Linked DNA regions of Homo sapiens: region 2 is linked to region 1. The links are chromatin contacts, found by Hi-C in ENCODE. All regions are on one chromosome and are shown on one strand. Each heading gives the region's core, a stretch centred on a gene start or an enhancer-like site at or near the end of the contact. The rest is flanking DNA. Distances are from core to core; before and after follow the strand shown. Region 1 has its middle 67 kb from the start of TLE3. Region 2 has its middle 71 kb from the start of LINC02205.

Region 1 (3,545 bases), core at 1,015-3,514:
CTCAGCCACATGTGGAGCTGACAGGGGTCCTTCTCTTCCTGGAGTGGGCTTCCAGGCAGCTGCCCGGAGGACAATAGGCTGTGAGTGAACCATGCAGGTTCATTCTCAGCACCCCCACCACCCCAGTCCTGCCAGCTCTGAGGTACAGCACTCCTCTATATGCTGGATTCGGAGCACTTGATGGGAGCACTGGAAACATCTAAGGAGGAAAAGGAAAAAGTGAAGCTGGTAATCAGCTGCTGAGGATGCTGGGAAAGTCTCTCCTCAGCTCCTCTCGGGGCTCAGGTTGCTGAGGAACCAGCCCCGGAGGTCAGGCCTGGCTCAATCTCTCCTTTCATTAATGCAGTTTCCACTGGCTGTTTCCACACTGGAGTTTTCATGCCAGGTTCTCTGCTTCCTCTGGGAGATAACAGGCAGTGTGGGAGAAATGGCTGTGGCTCTGGATTCAAATCGCAGCCCTGACACCTACTAAATGTATCTTCTTGGGCAAGTCACCTAGCCTCTTGGAGCCCTGGTTTTCTCATTTGTGACAAGGCATCCCTGGTGGCATTGTTGTGTCAATTAAAGCAGAGTGTTTACATTGTACCAGGCCCACACTGAGGGTTCAGCAAGTCTTAGGTTTTGTTTCCCCTGCCTGGTTCTTAGCCTCACTGAAAAAGGAAAAAGAGAGGCTTATCCTCACAGAGATTGAAGGAGAGTGGGTGCTGGGCGACCAAGAGCTAGGGACCCAGGAGAGAGAAAAATGCACACCCAAGAGATGGCAAAGGGGCCCCTTCTGATGACGAGCTAGGGGCTCTACTATCCTACTGGGGTCTGGCCCACCCTCGTTACTATGGGTTTCTGGTTGCAGGAGACCTTAGAGGGGCTGATCCTGCCCCCATCTTCCCCACCCACACACCAAGGAAGGCTGGTTGTGGATAACTGAAATCCCAGAGTCTGCTTCTGCCATGCTCTTGAGGCTGAGGAATGGGCTCAGACAGGTGGGATCCCTGTTACTACATCAGCACTAAGACAAAGGGACAAGCTCTGGACCAAGAATTAGGAGGCTGGCTCAGGGCTAGTTATTTTTCTGGGTCTTGGATTCCCCATCTGGGAAACATGGAACCAACAGTATCTATCTGCTTGGACTACCATGCAAGTCTGCACATGATCTAACTCCAAAGGAGTTGGTCACCCAGATGTTCCTTTTGGGGCTCCTGGGGGCTTCCGGTGCGCTCTTGCACTCGCGCGCTCTCTCTCTCTGTCTCTCTCCCTGAGGTGAAGACATAAGAGGCAGCAGATGGCCAGGACCTTTGCTGTGGTCCCAGGAGCCCTCACTGGGTAAATAACACTGACTCCCAGTAAGCCTGGAAATTTCCATTCTTTAGGGAGAACATTAGTGAGCATAGTGCCAGCCACTATTTTAGTCACTTTTAACCCAGGCTGCCTGGCTCCAAAGACCACACTCTCTTGCCCACTACATGGTATTGCCTCTTGTGAAGCACACACATAATATTCAGTATGTGGCTCTGGAGTGGGACTGTGTATCAGTTAGCTATTGCTGTATAACAAGTAAGTCTAAAAACTAAGTGGTTTATTTTTCACAATTCTATAGGTTGTCTGGGCAGTGCCTCTGCTGCTTTCTGCTGGGCTCATTCGCTCAGCTGCATTCAGCAGGAGGGTGGGCTGGAAGGGCTGCTGGACTGGGGAATCCACCGTGGCTTGATGCACATGTTTGATGCTGGAGTGCCTCAGTTCTCCTCCAAGTGTCCTCTCACCCTCCAATAAGATAGACAAGCAGCCTTGGGGCAGCATCCCAAGGGCAAGAGCAGAAGCTGTCAGGCCTTTGGGGCCCAGGCTGCTGAACTTGCTGGTACCTTTCCATCACATCCTGTTAGTCATGGTGAGTCCAGATTGACTGGACGAGGGAAACAGATCCCACCTCTTGATGGAAGGAACCTCAAAGACATTGTGGACATATTTAATTTGCCACAAGATGCCTGGGTTTAACTCTCAGTTTGGACACTTGCTAGTTGTAAACTTGAGCTTTTCACTTAACCTGTCTGAACCTCAATCTCCTTCTCTGCAAAATGGGGACAATCCTAATCCCCCTTGTCAAGTTTTATGACGACTAAGTGAGAAAAGGGCATGAAGTGCTTTGCCCAGTACCTGAGACATAAGCGCCCATTGTGATTATATTAATAGACCCTGCTCTTACTCGTCCATGACCTCAGGGCAGAAAAGGACTTTGAGGAATTCAGAGAGGCCTGGTGCCCTGGCCAGCTGACAGCAGAGCCTGACAATTAGCTAGGTCTCCCGACTCCCCGTCCAGTGTTCTTTCTGCCACACAAGCTGCCACTCTTAGACTGAGCACAAAAGACAAATCTTCCAGTCTGGGGATGGCAGATCGATTTTCTCACCCTTGCTGGCTGTGATTGATTGGTGGTGCTGCCCTGAGTTCTGCAGTGAGAAAAGCTGTGAGGTCTGGCCCCAGCTCAGTGGGAAGGAGGGCCAGGATCGATCGGTGATGTTTGCCCTGGGTGCAGTCGCGGGGCGGGGGCACACACGCAGTTTGCTTGCCATTCCTGCTCTGGTCTTAGCTCTGACCTCACCCCTGTGGCTGTACTAGGTGCTGGGTGAACAACGTGCTCCAGGCCTTTCATGTCACAGAAGAGGACGCAAGGTCCGGACTGGTCAGGAGATTGGCCTCATGGTCACACAGCAGGATGTTTCCTGGTCAGTGACTTTCCCATGTTTCCATTCTTCCCAGATCCCTGGGGAGTCTGGACAAGTGTGTGTCTGGCTCCTGTGGCCTGAGTTTCCAATTCCCAACTAAGAAAGGTAGAGATTCCAGGGCTTTCTGCTCTGGCTCAGGCCTCAGGCAGGGGGTCCTTAAAGCACCAGCATGGGGAAAAAGGCTTCTCGGCTCTTTGTTTGGATTCAGACAGGGCATTTTCAAGTTTCTTGAGATCACAGTGGAGGCCAGCCAATTCTATTTTCACTCGAGGCTCAATCATCTCTTTCCCTGGTCTTCTGCACACACGGGCTGGCGTGAACTCAGATGCGGCAGGCCCACAATTAGGAGAGAGGGAGGAGTAGTTACTCAGGCGCTCAGGGCCAGCAGGTTTGGAGCACCCTTTCCGAGGCAAAGACATGACACAAATCTTCCCACTGCCCAGCCAATTCCTCCTCGTGTATCTGCCTGGGGTGACACTCAGACAAGGTCTGCACTCAGGCCCAGCCATTAAGGAATTCATTAATCAGAATCCTGTTTACAGCTCTCTGGCAAGCGATCATAATTTACTGGCTCAAGCCAGACCCTGGGCCTTCCTGCAAACTGCTGTGACATTTGGTAAAAATATCAGCTGGGGACTGGGCCAGGCCGGGAGGTGTGTATGCAATTCATGCTGACTTGTGAAACAGAGGTGCTGTGTGGGTCACAGGCACTAGGGAAGGCTGGAGGACAGGCTGTCACTGGTTCCAGGTGTCACCTTGGACAAGTCACTTCCCTGTCATCTCACATCTGTATTGCAAGAGGTTTGGAGTAAGTCAGATGGCAAGTCTGT
Region 2 (3,760 bases), core at 1,218-3,717, 270 kb after region 1:
CCAGACTAGTGTCCTCAAATTATTCAAGGAATACATTTGCCCACCCACAGCAGTGGGGGAAGCGATTACTTATTAATAAAGCAATAGCTAAATCTAATTATATCCCCATCAGAGGCAGCTGGTAATAAAACCAGGCTGGTCTTCCAGAGCTCGGTGACCCTGCTGACCTCAAATCAAAGTTTAAACCATCAGTCAGCTTCCAATGCATTCCCAGCACACCTACCAATTACGAGCGCCCTGGTGCCGCTGTCTGCCAGGGGTCAGAGGTCACCGCCTGCACTCGATAGCTGGGAGCTGGAATGGGGCTTTAGAAATCTCATTATCCTGTTAACCATACATTTATCTGACAAGATAAAAGAGACTAGGTGACCAAGCTATCATTAAAGATTAATAGAAAGTATAAAAAATTCAGCTGCAACCAGCATTGCTGTTTAGAGCTTGTGATCGGCATGACAGGGTTATTAATCAGGAAACCAAAAAGATTTCGGTCTTTGCTCTTGATATTTTCTATTTTTATTTTTAGTTTTGTTTTTTCCCTCCCTCTGTCTGAAGTCATTACCTCGTCTCCTATCACCCCAAACTGGAGGTCAAAGGAGACTCCTGCTAATTGGCTCTTCCGGCTTCAAATCATAACCCATTGGGCTAATTAGAAAATTGCCAGGACTCAAGGTGACATGGGATGCAGCAGGGGACGCTGGTGGACTGGGACAGCGGTGCCAGCTGCTTATTGGGCTGCCGCCCTTCTCGCGTGCCAGGCCTGTTAATCAGCAGGGGAAATCAATACATTTTAAATTTAATTCAGTCCTGTAAGGCACACCCAAGCCCCAAGATGATTTCTCCTCATTCGTGATTCCATTTCAGTTTTACATGAAAGATTTTCAACCCACGCCTACCCAGGAATCAGAGGGCAAGCTCTGTTTTTAAGGCTTAGGGATTCTTTTTATTCTTTCTAGTTCTCTCTTATCGCCCACCCACCCCTGCCGACCAGCGTCCTCCCCACGGCATCCTCCTTCGCCTTTTTGATCATAAATCAATGTCCTTTTCCTCTGCTGCCCTGGAAGATGCAAGCTTAGATGACAACTCAGCTGTTCCCCTTCCGCCCCCAGGGCCAAGGCAAAGAGAAGCCAGGAAGATGAGCCAGTGAGGGAAGGTAGAGGGTTTCCAGAGCAAAGAGGCAGCTTTAGTCAACCCGTGGAAGGGACTTGCAGACCCGGACGATCCTTAGAAGGCTGATCAGGAAGCGACATTGACCAGGGGTGCCTGGCATTCTTCCCTGCCCTGGGATCAGCGTGGCCTCAGGAGTGCACCCAACAATGCCATCAGGCTGCCAGGACCCTCTACTGCCAGCTGGGTGACCTTAGGAAAGTCAGCTGGCCTCTCTGAGCCTGCTTCCCTGGGTGGACAATGGGGAAAACCCCTCCTTCTTGGGGTTGTTTGAAGATCAAATGGAATTCTTGAGCACAATCTCTTCCATTGTAATGGCTTCCTGGCTTGCTCCTACTTCCTCCCTGCTCCATTAAAGCTTAATCTGATAAATCAATTAAGGATAAAATACTATTGGCTGACCTCTGGTTAGTTGCCAGAGTTCAAGGACAACAATTTATTCCTCTGTGCATCTTCCTACCCCCAACCACCCCCCCGCTCCACCCGCGCGCGCGCGCGCGCACACACACACACACACACACACACACACACACACACACAGTGAATTGTCTAATGGCCTCTTCTTCCAGATAGGAGACACTCTTTGTGCCTCCATAAATGTAGCCTGGCACCAGTAAGTCCTGTATAAGTACTTAGTAGATAAAGGAATGAAAGCCTGGCCAGAGGGAAAATCCAAACCTCCTGCTAGGAGGAAAGCCAAAGGTCAAAGTTGGGTAAATAGGGGAAAGGAACCAGCCCCAGTAGCCAAGGTAGGTGAAACAGAAAGAAAAATCAGTAGAGAAGAGACAGGTTGGGAAGAGGAGTACAAGGTAGGTCAGGAGAGTTGTCCAGGTCATGCAATGAACAAGGTCTTCTGGGCTTTGAAAGACACATGACTGTAGCTCTGTGGCTTAAGGCTGGACTTCATGGTTTCTAGGACCAGACTGCTCTGGAGACCATGGAAATTGCACTGCCCAGCTGCGTGCTGGGGAGTCCTGGTGAAAAGACTGTTTCATTCCACTGAGAAGCCAAGGAAGCAAAGACGCGAAAGGGAGAAATAGGGAGGTTTCTGAGCAAGAGTGGCAAGAGGAAAGTGCTATTTCAGGGAACAAATGATTAGTGATGTTACACAGAACAGGTCAGAGGAGGAAAGAATGCAATTGGGGAAACTAGTGAGGATGCGGCCCAGGGAAGACTCAATGAAGACTGAGGCCAGGGTGACGAGGGTGGGAAAGGACACAAAAGAAGTAAACAAGAAAGGAAATCAAGACACAGACTCCCTCTCTGTGCTCCTCAGCCTGCTTCTCACCTTCCCTGCACCTGTCTCAGCCAAAGCCAGCCCTCAGGGCCCTCCCAGCCCCATGCCCCCGGGGCCAGGCCCAGTTACATCAGGTAAATAAAAAGGAAGTATGTGGTTTCTTCTTTCATTTCTCTCTCCTGACTTCCTCTGACTGCCAAAATTTGTCTGTCCCATCTGCAAAAATGTGACATTTTATATTCAAAGCAGTGCATGTCTAGTTATTTACTAGATGTGCAGCTAAGACATAATTACATTTAAAGTATTTTCCCCCAGGAATAGTCTTCCTTTAAGCAACAGTGCTCATTGTTTGAAGATCCTACATTTGGCGAAAAGAGTTCATAATTGCCTTGTAAACAGGTCTTGCAGACAGACACAGCAACAGCTACTTCTAAAACCTCCTGGAAGATTCTGGGGCTGAGAAAGTTGTGTATCTGTGTGTCTGCACATGTGTGGGTCCATGTGTCTGTGCATGTCCATTTGTGTGGGTGTGTTCTAGGTATGTGTGTGTGTGAGAGAGAGAGAGCACGTGTTTATGGAACACACGTCTGTGTCTTGTGTGTTGTGGAGGGGCAGAGCATGAAGAAGGAAACTAGTGTCTATTGAGAGCCTACCATGTTGCAAGTGCTTTGGGCATGGCCTTATTTAATCTTCAAATATTCTTGTCTCAGTTTAACAGCTGAAGAAACTGAAACTTAGAGAAGTAAAAGAACTTGCCCCAAATTAATCTGCCCATAAGTTTCAGAGATAGAACTCTGCTTCTCATAGTCTGTCTAGTTTGTGCTAAAAAGACTGAAGAAATAAAAGTACCATGTTGTGTTTTCACTCAGTGGCATACTTCATATTTTCTCAGATTCATTCATATATAATCATGTATATATCATTTTCTGAGTCCCTCCTGTCCTAGGCATTGTGGTAGAAACCTTACATATGCAATCTAATGCAATGCTTACCACCTCTCTGGAAGCGGGTTTATTATTGCCATTTCAGAGATTTAAAAAAATGAGGCATCAAGGGATTAGGTAACTCCCCCTCACAGAGCTGTAATGCAAAGGCAGCTTTGTTCAACTCCAAAGCCCACGCTCTTGCCCTTACATCCCACAGACTGGCTTCATTATTACTCAGTTTTGAGTCTTGAGAATTTAGAGTCTAGGTAGGCAGGAAAAGCATACATGTGACAACCAGAGTTATCACATGGTGGTCTGTATGTGAAGGCCAGCAGCTACCTTACATCACCAAAACTCAGATTATCTCCATCTTCCTGCTCTGCTACCCTCAGTCTGTCGGCTGCCTCAGACTAGTTTTCCTCATGGTTACAAG

The links. Hi-C counts contacts between places; a loop is a spot of excess contacts on that map. Pooled maps may share reads with other maps.
Region 2: a map of Right ventricle myocardium inferior shows a loop between it and region 1 (7-fold over the local background). The contact joins two enhancer-like sites. A Hi-C loop is called at or near these places in 4 of 168 maps with a recorded cell type or tissue (Right ventricle myocardium inferior, heart left ventricle and heart right ventricle) and 8 of 50 pooled maps.

What each region holds. Positions count from the first base shown.
Region 1 is chr15:70,162,832-70,166,376 of GRCh38, forward strand. No RefSeq gene overlaps it. Among named protein-coding and RNA genes, the nearest start is that of TLE3, 67 kb to the left of the region's middle. Within about 2 kb of position 2,265, at least 16 of the 41 ENCODE cell types and tissues checked have a DNase peak (open chromatin) inside an H3K27ac peak, as active enhancers do.
Region 2 is chr15:70,433,069-70,436,828 of GRCh38, forward strand. No RefSeq gene overlaps it. Among named protein-coding and RNA genes, the nearest start is that of LINC02205, 71 kb to the right of the region's middle. RefSeq lists a silencer at 2,391-2,594 and an enhancer at 3,405-3,454. Within about 2 kb of position 2,468, at least 4 of the 41 ENCODE cell types and tissues checked have a DNase peak (open chromatin) inside an H3K27ac peak, as active enhancers do.